Linked DNA regions of Homo sapiens: region 1 is linked to region 2. A link is a contact called in ENCODE Hi-C or POLR2A ChIA-PET data. All regions are on one chromosome and are shown on one strand. The core of a region is the stretch at or near the end of the contact, and the rest is flanking DNA. Distances in the headings are between cores, read along the strand shown. Region 1 has its middle 24 kb from the start of LINC00598. Region 2 has its middle 230 kb from the start of LINC00332.

What was found. A loop is a pair of places that touch in the nucleus more often than their neighbours do. ChIA-PET counts read pairs that join two places held with the same protein, here RNA polymerase II (POLR2A). Pooled maps may share reads with other maps.
Region 1: a loop to region 2 is called in a map of endothelial cell of umbilical vein, with 16 times the contacts of the local background. The contact joins two enhancer-like sites. A Hi-C loop is called at or near these places in 1 of 168 maps with a recorded cell type or tissue (endothelial cell of umbilical vein), 1 of 37 single-sample maps with no recorded cell type and 7 of 50 pooled maps. POLR2A ChIA-PET finds 5 or more read pairs at or near these places in 1 of 52 experiments (activated CD4-positive, alpha-beta T cell).

The regions. Positions count from the first base shown.
Region 1 is chr13:40,502,246-40,508,305 of GRCh38, forward strand. No RefSeq gene overlaps it. Among named protein-coding and RNA genes, the nearest start is that of LINC00598, 24 kb to the left of the region's middle. Within about 2 kb of position 2,162, at least 5 of the 41 ENCODE cell types and tissues checked have a DNase peak (open chromatin) inside an H3K27ac peak, as active enhancers do; they include endothelial cell of umbilical vein, where a contact is called at or near this core.
Region 2 is chr13:39,948,501-39,954,742 of GRCh38, forward strand. No RefSeq gene overlaps it. Among named protein-coding and RNA genes, the nearest start is that of LINC00332, 230 kb to the right of the region's middle. Within about 2 kb of position 3,936, at least 6 of the 41 ENCODE cell types and tissues checked have a DNase peak (open chromatin) inside an H3K27ac peak, as active enhancers do; they include endothelial cell of umbilical vein, where a contact is called at or near this core.

The DNA.
Region 1 (6,060 bases), core at 912-3,411, 550 kb after region 2:
CTTATATCTGGTAAGGAGAGGAGTAGCAGGTAGTCAGTGCTCATGAGTATCATGGAATCAGTACAGTGGAGCAATTAAGAGCTTAGACTTTAGAGTCTGAAACACTAGGGTCCCTTTCCCAGTTCAGCCACTCATGCACCATGTGGACACAGACTAGTTACTTATCCTCTTATTGCCAACACCTGACTCAGAGTGTTGGCAATGAAATGACTTCATGAAAGCCAAGTGCAGGATAAAGAACCTCGTGCATAGTGAGCATATAAAACATTATCATCATCATCATCATCAGCCATCAACAACCGCAAACTTCCAATCGCCTGCTACATTCAAAGACCTGCCCAAGGCACTGAGAGATGTTCACAGTTCTTTTTAGGAAGAATGTTTGAGAGATTTGAGAGGTATTTGTCAAGTATAACAATGGATTTAAAGATATCCAGGAAAAACTATCAGTATAATCACTTTTCTAAACTACAAGCAAATTGCATAACATAAGCATTATCTTTTAACTATACAAATAATGCAAACTAACTAGTTTAGAAAGCAAGGAGGCACAAGGAAGCATCCATTTGCCTGGACATTTGTTCGCTGGTTGCTCCTATGCTTAAGTTAGTTGTTTCTTAGGGGCTGGCCACAGTCCCATTGGATGAGAAGCTTACAACCATCATAGTCTTACTTCTGCTCCTTTAATTTCCAAGTTCCTAGGGGCAACACTATAGCTAAATATCAGGACTAGAGATGAATGCTCAACTACACACACACACACACACACACACACACACACACACCCTCCCCTCTATGACATCCCACGTCACCATCACCCTCAATGGCAACTTTCTATGGAATTTTATCCACTTCTCTGGTTCTTTGTTCTGGGATATCCTCCCTTTTTCACCAAACATGGAGTCATGTCAGCTACTCTTGTTTATTATCATACAGAATGGCTCATACCTCGTAATGTAGGAATGTTCTGTGCTATTGCTGCAAACCATTAAACTTTAAAGCATAGAATAGCTTTCATGTTTCTTCTTCTTTGGAAGAAGACAAAGCACTGACTTCACTGCCATTTGTTTCATAACTTACTCACATTACAGCCCTGAAAACATTCTACTGTTTTGGCCCAAATGGCTTCCTTGAGTGAAGAGCATAGGTTTCTACAGCAGAACCAGCAGGTTAGCTCTCAGGGTCAACCAATGCACACAATGGACTCTGGCTCCCAACAGCTAGTGCTTCAGTCCCCAGATTAAGGGCCATTACTGTAGATGAGCCATCCTTACCACCCATACAGCAATGGACCAATTTGGAAGGAGCCACTGGTCAGCTTTATACTTAGAAGACAGTTACAAGAGGAGCAACAGAGAGTAGTGACCTTACTGAATGCTCTTTGTACTTATACTCATCCAGGGACCTACGAGGCTGTGAGTAGCCGAAACTGATGTGCTGAAAAGTAGAGCGAAATGGAAATAGATCTGTTATGAGACAGAAGGTCTTATAGCCCAAAATTAACTTACTGCAAACATCCATCTTTGCTCCCAGTCCAAAAGTCATCCAACATAACTCAGCCAATGCCGACGTCCAGAGAATTAACGAGTAGCTGCTAGTTTCTGCTAGATCATTCTTTATCAGAACATAATTCTGTAAGCCCCCTGTTAAATTTTCAGAATCCTAAAGGGAGGGAGCCTATCTCCTCTATCTTTACATTCCAGTTCTTAGCACAAATGGCTGGTATAGAGCAAGCTCACCATAGATATTTGCAACATGAGTTGAGGAAAAGCAAACATCATCCTCCTGAGCTTAGTGTTCTCAGGAATCCCCAAGCTTTTGAAGAATGGAGGAATGACCTTCTAACTCCAGTCACATCATGACTAGAGATGAATGTTCAGCACACACAGGAACACACAGATACACACACACACACACACACACTCCCTCCATGACACCCCATTGTTTCCCTAAACCAGAGTCAAGTACTAGGATGCAGGCTTTCTGGAATGCACCTCCCTGGAATTCCCAGCCTATGTTGATTCTATGAGTAACCATCAGACACTGGCTACCACTATCTGTCATCAGATAATATCCTTTTCCTCCCACTAGCCAACTGGATTTTGAACCTGAAATACCCTTAGAAGGATATTTTCATTTTAGTTCGTAGTCTGGCTGCAGCCTCAGCCAGGCAGGCGGGCAGGATACAAGGGTCACCACACATTCCTGCTGGCTCTGGAAGGCAGAGCCATGGCCTGTCACCCTCAGGGCCTTGCCAGCCAAGATCCACCCATCTCAACAGCATTCTTCTTTCCAAGGGCCTCTCTCTCCAGCCAACTTCCTCTTCAACCTATTATTCTGAGGCACTTGGCTCTCCCTTGTTCCTGTGGGGTAGCCTAAGTGGGTGGCTACTTTTTACATGTCACAAAATTGCACTTGGTTTTCTACCATCTGGCCTTCTCCAATACACTGGCTATATGTTCTGGTTTGCTACTCTCTCTCCAGTGTGATTTACAAATTTCTTTCCCGAATGTGCTTTCCAGATACGAGGCTCCAGTGTGGAGAAACAGGTGTAGACTTCTTGTCAAAACTGCCAAAGGCTAACACCACTGACAGGCAAGTGTCTCCTCACTCCCCAGGGACTCCGCACCCTTGGAATGGAACAAGGAGGAAAGCTATAACTGGGTCCCCTAGAGCACAGACTCAGGACTGGGGCCCATTTCGCTGGGGTTCTGGGGTGACTAGATTCATACCTCTTCATTAATTTGATTGCCAAGAATTCAAGAGTGTATCCATTACTTCTTTTCAAAGATTTTATCTTCTTTATCTGTTACTGCTTTTATGATTGAATTTTTTGTTACAGATTACTTGTTAATATCTGAATATTTCTATGGATTTCCTATGGAAAGATATGAAAATAATTCTTTCTGCGGTGCATTTACAGTTTCGTAGGCTGCATTATCAAGTATATACTGGACAAGAGACAGCTTATATTTTGACAAGGCATTGATGACAGTTGAATCTTCAGCTTAAAATTTTACATATCTGATGATGGGAAGAATTTGTCACAGAATAGCTTCTGGCCCCTTCCATGTCAAACCTTGATCATCTTCTATTACCCACACACTTCTGGTGCCAGGTCCTTAAATGCCTGTTCACCTCAGCTCAGTCATGGAACTGGTTGAGTCAGCACAATCGGCATTAGAAGCATTTCTGTAAACTACTCACACGAGTGGCTACAAATAGTTAACTATACACAGAAGCAACTGTGAACCTCATAAATATATACCTCTAATCCAAACTAAATGTCTGCTTGACTCCGCTTCCCTTATTCTGATCCCAAAAATGCCTGCAGTCACCAATTCAAGAAGGGAGTATATTGGAGAGGAAATCGCACTAGAAAGAGACTGTGGTCTTAACCAATTATAGATCATTTATCTTACTTGTATAAATTTTACAAAAACCTATAAGCATGTGAACAGTTTACTGGACCCTCACATGGCTGTGAAGGTGAAGGAGCCTGAGCCGAGGCTTTGATTATCTTTATTGGAAATCCACTCTGTCAATCAGAACAGATGTAGCTGATGAGCAATCAGCTCCATTACCCGGCACCTACTGGCTGAACAAGCATCCCTGAATGTTGACTGCTAACGTTCATAAACATCTGTACGTGTTTATGACTAAACACTAGGTTCTCACTCTAACTTGTTTTAAGTTCTGTTTTGCCATCCTTTTCTTTCATTATATGTTATTGCAGCCTTGATCTGTACATTTAGGCATTTTTAAATATGTGGTATGTATTAAGGGGCTTTCTGGGATCACAGAATATATCTCTCTACAAAGGAGGGTGTAAGAATAGCTTGGATGAAAGGGCAAAATCCAAGCATCCCTGAATGTTGACTACTGACAGTCATAAGCATCTGTAGGTGTTTATGAATAAAGGTTAGGTTCTCACTCTAAGTCGTTTCAAGTTGTTTTGCCATTTTTTTTCTTTCATTAAACAGTTCCTTCTTGCCTTCCTTTAAATGCTCATTTGCTGTGGTCTCAACCTCTTGCATTTTTATGTTATTGAAGCCTTGATCTGTGCACAGTAGGTATTTTTAAATATGTGGTGTATACTAAGGGGCTTTATAAAGACAGGATTACAGAACATATCTATCTCCAAAGGAGGATGTAAGAATAGCTTGGATTAAAGGGCAAAACATGTAGATCAGGTAAAGGAAGGTATTAAGCAGTCAACTGATGAGCCAACCAACCAAGCCACCGAGAGTCCTAGGAAGCATTTCCTGCCCTCAGATCAGGTCAGGAGCCAGACATTGGTGTCTGTGTGTTGGTTTCTCCTCTACTGGAATGCACGTGTGTTGACAGCAGGACCTGCATCCTTCATCTCATGTGTCCAGCATGGTACATGTGCAATCAGCTTTATCAAATGAATGAATGAATGAATGAATGACAAAACATGGAGAATGGTCTGTTTTGTTGACGGTTAGGATTGTTGATGATTAGGAGTCACTGGAAACCTTGGCAAGTGTGATTCTGGCAAAGGTGATGCAGAGGAAATCAGATCAGAGAAATTCCGGAAGCATGTTGTTTATGAAGGAAACTCATTGTGGATGCATGCTACAGGATATAGGGAGTGAGGGGGACAGGAACTGCAGTTCTGAACAGGGCCAAATATCTGGGTTTTATTTTATAAAAGAAGGTATCCAAAAAGAGAGGCTGGGACCCAAAGAAAAGAAGAAGAGAGCTGGAGGCGGGGTGCAAGAGGCAGAACAGGGATGTGTCTAGATGATGACAAAAGACCTTCCTGAAGCTGGTGACTTAGTGGGCTTGTATGATGCAGGGTCCTGGACCTTGGTCTCCTGTAGGGAAATGCTTACCTCACGGGCCACAACACCAGCACAAGCAAATGAGCTTCCTGGTAAAAATGAGCGACACCATCAGAGAGACATCAGAAGGGAGGCATCAGAGGCACCAGGTAACGGGAGGGGAAGCAACATGCAGCACCCACAGATGGCAACAGTGGAATGAGAATGCACCAGAAGGTCCTGGTGGGTGGCAAGCAGGATTCTGCCTCCGCCAACTCATCAACACAACACGGGTTCTTTTCGTCTTTCCTCTAACCACAAATCATTCATTAATTTTCTTTAGTGTCTTCCGGGATTGCCATCCTCCCATTTCCATTGAGGATTCCTCAACTTAACAAAAGTGTTCGTTGGGTTAGAACCAGACCTGAAAGCAGCGAGGGAGGAGCACGCACACACATTTCATTATGAATTTGTAGCTTACATGCACCCAGTAGTTCTTCCTCAGATGGATGCATATTTTATCTATGTGAATTACCCTGGAGTTGTGACTTTCTAATTTTGTCTTAATTAAACGTGTTTCCTTTCCCAATTAGCCAGGTCTATGTTGAGTTTTAAGGTAACTCTCCAAGGTGCCAACATTCCCCCAACCTACTGTCACACACAAATGTCCACACCTTCCACTTATTCAAGTAAAAGAACCAGAAGGAAGGATGTTCATTCCCTTTTTTTTTTTTTTTTTTTTTTGAGACAGAGTCTCATTCTGTCACCAGGCTGGAGTGCAATTGTGCAATCTCGGCTCACTGCAACTTCCACCTCCCGGGTTCAAGCGATTCTCCTGCCTCAGCCTCCCGAGTAGCTGGGATTACAAGCATGCACCACCACGCCCAGCTAATTTTTGGTATTTTTAGTAGAGACAGGGTTTCATCGTGTTGGCCAGGATGGTCTCAATCTCTTGAACTTGTGATCCACCTGCCTCGGCCTCCCAAAGTGCTGAGATTCCAGGCGTGAGCCACTGCGCCCAGCCCATTCCCTCTTTAATTAGCTTTTTCTCCTTATGCCTTTTTGATTTTTTCATCTCAACACAAAGCGAACACAAATCTAGAAAGAGAGAGAGAGAACTTCATCTGGAAACAAAAGATAGAACCCTTTCCATTTCATTGGCTGGCAATAAAGACTGAAACTTCATCACCATGTTGCCTGGCAACCCAGGAAATATTGTTGTGATTAAACAAAAACTATCTGGAGTAAATTCACAATGAAACAGCTGAAAAGC
Region 2 (6,242 bases), core at 2,686-5,185:
TAATTCATTCTATAAGGCCAGCATCACCCTGTTACCCAAACCTGGCAGAGACACAACAATAAAAGAGAGTTTAAAACAGAAAACTTCAGGCCAATATCCTTGAGAAACATAGATGCAAAAATCCTTAACAAAATACTAGCAGACTGAACCCAGCAACATAGGAAAATGCTAATTCATCACAATGAATTAGGCTTTATCCCTGGGAAGCAAAGTTGATTCAACATATGCAAATCAATAAATGTGATTCATCACATGAACAGAACTATAGACAAAAACCACATGATCAACTCAATAGATGCAGAAAAGGCTTTCAGTAAAATTGAGCATCTCTTTATGTTAAAAAAGACCTTAACAAACTAGGCATTGAAGGAATATACCTCAAAATAATAAGAACCATCTATGACAAACCCACAGCCAACATTATACTGAATGGGAAAAACTTGGCAGCATTCTCCTTGAGAATCAAATCAAGACATGGATGCTTTCTCTCACCTTCCCTATTCAACATAGTACTGGAAGTTCTAGGCAGAGGAATCAGGCAAGAGAAAGAAATAAAAGACATCCAAACAGGAAGAAAGTCCAATTATCTCTGTTTGCAGACAATATGATTTTATACCTAGAAAAACCTCATAGTCTCTACCCAAAAGCTCCTATATCTGATCAATAACTTCAATAAAGTTTCAGGGTACAAAATCAGTGTTTACAAATCAGTAGTGTTTCTACACATCAACAACATTCAAACTGAGAGTCAAATCAAGAACACAATTCCATTCACAATAGCCACAGAAAGAATAAAGTGCCTAGGAGACAGCTAACCAGGGAGGTGAAAAATCTCTACAACAAAAATTACAAAACATTGTTCAAAGAAATCAGAGATGACACAAATGGAAAAACATTCCATGTTCATACACAGGAATAATCAATACTGTTAAAATGGCCATACTACCTGAAGCAATTTACAGATTCAATGCTATTCCTTTCAAACTACCAATGACATTATTCACAGGATTAGAAAAACTATTTTAATAAGTTTGGTTCCATATGAAAATAGTTTTTAATATGGAAAACTATTTCATAGGGAAAAACTATTTTCATATGAAACCAAAAAAGAGCCCGAATACCCAAGGCAATTCTAAGCAAAAAGAACAAAGCTGGGGGCATCGTGTTACCCAACTTTAAACTATACTCAGGCTACAGTAACTGAAACAATATGATACTGGTACAAAGACAGACACATAGACCAATGGAACAGAATAGAGTCCAGAAATAAAAGCACACACCTACAACCATCTGATCTTTAACAAAGTCAACAAAAACAAGCAATGTGAAAAGGACTCGCTATGCGATAAATGGTGCTGGAATAACTGACCAACCATACGCAGACGACTGAAACTGGACCTCTTCCTTACACCATACACAAAAAACAGCTCAAGATGAATTAAAGACATTTAAAACTTAAAACTATAAAAACCCTGAAAGATAACCTGGAAAATACCATTCCAGACATAGGCTCGGGCAAAGATTTCATGATAAAGATGCCAAAAGCAAGTGCAACAAAAACAAAAATTGATAAATGGACCTAATCAAACTAAGGAGCTTCCACACAGCAAAAGAAACTATCAACAGAGGAAACAGATAACCCATAGAATGGGAGAAAATACTTGCCAACTATGCATCTTACATAGGTCTAATATCCAGAATCTATAAGGAATTAAACAAAGTAACAAGCAAAAAATAAACAACCCCATTAAACAGGGGGCAAAGGACATGAACAGACACTTTTCAAAAGAAGACATACAAGTGGTCAACAAGCATATGAAAAATGCTCAGCATCACAAATCGTTAGAAAAATGCAAATCAAAACCACAATGAGATATCAAGTCACACCAGTCAGAATGGCTATTATTAAAAAGACAAAAAATAACAGATGCTGGCAATGTTGCAGAGAAATAGTTAACACTTAAACACTGCTAGTGGGAATGTAAGTTAGTCCAGCCATTGTGGAAAGCAGTGTGGTGATTTCTCAAAGAACTTAAGAACTACCATACGACCCAGCAATCCCATTATTGGGCATATACCCAAAGGAATATAAATTATTGTGCCGTAAAAGACATGCATGTGTATGTTCATTGCAGCACTATTTACGATAGCAAAGATATGAAATCAACCTAAGTGCCCATCAATGGTAAACTGGATAAAGAAAATATGGCACATATACACCATAGAATACTACACAGCCATAAAAAGAATAAAATCATGTTGTTTGCAGCAACATGAATGGAGCTGAAAGTCATTATCCTAAGTGAACTAAAGCAGGAATAGAAAAAACAAATACCACATGTTCTTACTTATAAGTGGGAGCTAAACATTGAGTATATGTGGACACGTGTACTGGAAGGTGGAGTGTGGGGGGAGGGAGAGGATGGAAAAAGCTACCTATTGAGTACTATGCTTATTACCTGGATGATGAAATAACCTGTACGCAAGACCCCTGTGACACACAATTTACCTTATAACAAATCTGCACATGTACCCCTGAACCTAAAATAAAAATTAAAAAAAATGAATTTCTCTTCCTCCCTATAGTAGATATTGTGAGAGATACAAAGGTCAATAAAATAGGATTGCTGCTTTCAAGACACTGTTATCTCGGAAGGAAGAACTAAATAAGTGCACAAATAACTCTAGGACCTCTGTCATGTACCCGGAGTGGACACAAATCAGTGATACTTTAAAATTACACTCCACAATTCCAATTTTTCATGCTGAATCCATGTCTATTGTTAATTACAACTCTTTAAAAATGCAACAAATGCTTTAATTCTTTGAGATAAACTGCAGTCATACTCGGTGTCCAGCCCCGAGCTGTGTCTGAATAATTTTGTTGCCCATATTTTGTGCCTCCAGGGCTGGGTGTGGCCAACAGCCACAGATGTTACACAGGATCAGCTGTGGGGGAGGAGGGAGGGCAGGGGGTGGATGGGGAGGGGAGGGGGCAGGAAGGAGAGGTCAGAGAGCGCTAAGCAGGAAGGAGAATGGTGGGAAAGTAGACTGGGAAGAACAGGGAAACTTTGGGCTTCCTCAGAGGTGAAGGCAGGCCCATGAAGAAGGAAGACAAAGAGCTCCATGAAGGTCCCTGTTACCAGAGCTGTTGTTTGGGGCCAACTCTATAATGAGCACTTTGAAGCTTTGGTCAGATCACTTCAGGCTGCCTTCCTCTCAGCTAAATGTTCAAGAGAAAGTATACAATTCCCTTTCCTTTTTATCTCCACAATTTGTATTTCCATGGGGCTTGGAACTTTTAACAAGTCAACACATCCTTCTCCTTCAAAAGACTTAGTTACTGAAATCTGTAGTCCCATCTCCTAAGAGGCATTAGATATCTTTGTATTAAGTTTTATTTTTACATTCAGGAAAATAACTCCTTGGTTTTCAAATAATTTTATTTACTATCATGCACCAAGTAGTTTATTTTAGAATCCTGGGATCTTTCAGGTAAAAAGCCCAAAGAACTGATAGATAATTAAATGGCAGCTTGGGTTCTTGCTGTTGTTAATGTGAGTATTATCTGTAATATTACTATTGGTAACAAATATAGCCTTCCTTCAAAGCGATGAAGAGATGAGAAACTGTTTTACTGTGAAAGTCCTTCTGATGCACTAGAAAGACAGTAGCAAGGTTTTAAAAGGGGCAACTAGGATATTTTTAAATATAGGGTTTCTTCCCCTCTCAAACTATAAAGTAGTGTTTTAGCCATGGTGGTAATTTCATACAATGAATAAAAATTAAAACCCACTAATATATCTGAAAATACAACTTACTAAATTTTACTGACTGGTAAATTATAGACTGTATTGAGTCACTATGATAAATGCTAATGGAACATGGAAAGAAAAATGCTGTTTTCCCATTGGCTGGGTGACTGGTCTTTAACTGCTGGGGAAGACCAGCTCAGTAAACAGGAAATCATCTCCATGGCAACAGGCCATTCAACCTAACTTTTTAATACATGAAGAGGTAATTACTTTATTTTTTATTTCCATTTTTATAATTTTCACAGTTTATAATAGCAGTGAGGACCTGTCGGTCAGGCATTTCCTGGCTGTTAATAACAGGCTGATTTAAGGTCACGAATGCTTAAACATTGTGCCAATTTTTTTTTTTTTTAATGAAAAGAGAACTGTGATTTTTTTCCCTTCCTGAAGTCTGTAGCACAAATAAATGACAGAATTTTATGTTCACACACATGGTGTTTTGATTTCCTGCAGATGATAACATCAGAGACATGACTGAGAACCATTGGGGGTGTTGGGGGTAGGGAGTGGGACACCACAGAAAAGTCACAGCTGGGTTCCTGGGGATGGTAGGATGAAAAACAAACCCGGGGGATTGAGAGAGAAAGACTGAGTGCCCTGCAGGAAAGAATTCAGAAGGAGATGCACAGCCTCAGAGCCCAGTGTATGTTCTGTGGAGACGGTGATCAGTGAAGGGTTCTTTCTGAATGTACCACAGGGGCAGGAGGCCTGGGAAGTTTCCCTGGCACTGGGCCAACCTGAAACACCCAGGATATAATGTCTCCCCTACTAGGTAGGTAACCTTAGTGATCTATGCATTGAAGCATCTCAAGCCAGCCTGCAGTTATGTACTGTCTTAGGAACAAGAGGAGAAGACTGAGTGAAGTCATTACCTAAGGCAGCAGAACCCATAGCACAGCCATGCTCTGAAGGAGAGGCAGGGCCCAGGCAGGGGCACAGTGCTCACAGCAGCCGGTGGGCAATTTTCAATCCAGCTCTTCAGTCTGTTCCCCAGCTTTGAGTACTTAAAGGGAAGATGGTACAAGAAGGGTGTGGCAACCCTCTTCAGCTACTTTGCTCATAATACAATCCTATTTCACTATCATTGTGTAGACATCCAACATGAAAAAGAGAAGACAGGAGAAAAATCTCTGACAGCCACACTCGTAGCCAACAGAGCACTAGGAAGTTACCACATTGCCATCAGGCCCCAGAGAAGCAAAGGGAAGAGAGCAGCTGCAGAGAATAGAAAGAAGGGAGGCACGGTGATTTGCCAGATATCCCAATGCAAACCCAAGAAGGCCCTTGAAACGAAGGGAGGGATGGTATCTATGAGAAGAACAGGATGAATCCTGCAGACAACGGAGCTGTGAACAGCTCAGGCACAGAGACTCGAGAATCCCGGAGATGCCCAGTGAAAACTGTGTCTCCCTGACAAATACTGGTATTTTGATGACTGCATAGTTGGAGATATAATAATTATCAAGTTTTATTTTTAAAAAACACTGAAGTTTATTTTACATTTTTAAAGCTATATTATTAGCACACAGAACCCACCAAAGTTGGAGAAAGGATAGATGCCACCAACAGGCTGACTCAGGAGCTGAGCTAAAATGCAGGGACATAGACTTTGGCCTTGGAGTACCCGAGAGGATTCCTCCTGGACTCCTTTTGCAGGGATTTTGTGATCATTACCCTCCTCAGCCACATTGACACGGGATGAGGGGTCACTAAAGTTAATTATTTCTTTCCCTTGCCTTTCTGTCATTGCAGATTTTATTACCTTAAAATCTGAGATACCAAGATCTGCTCCTCCACCCATCATCCCAAATCAGGCATCTGGACCTTCCAGTGTCATCGTTAAGATGGCCTCACACACAGGGACCAGAATTCCTCTTCTCAGATTAGGGCTGCTCAGATTTGGAATCCTGTTGCTTTTCTTCTATTTCCTCGAAGTCAGGGTCAGCTTGGGAAAAGCTGTCAAACAAAGTACTAAATGTGGGTGTGTCCATCCTCCTTCTAAAACTTCCTACCTAAACTATGAGAGGAGGACACGTTTGGATTTTACCATGCCTTAGTATTTTCAGCATCCTTTGGAAGAGTTTCATACTGTTACGCCTTGTCATCCATGTCATGCCTAAATTACCATAAGCATTAATAAAAATAATCCTTAATAGAGTTGAAAAGAATGAAGCAGAAATGTGTCTTCTGAATGGCAAGCACTGTGCTAATGAAACAGGCATTTTCTTCAGCCACAGGAGCTTAGGAGAGGCAAATTAAGCATTGTGCCCTGCTCTCCAGCTGACTTGCAAAATATTCTTTCCAACCCCAGCCCTTCTAATCTGGGAGGAAGAGGAATCCCGATAATATCTCACAATCCCTCATCTTCCCAGGAGTGCCTCCCAGTTGTCAATATAGGCAGCTGCCTCATTGGGGACCCTCGTGCAC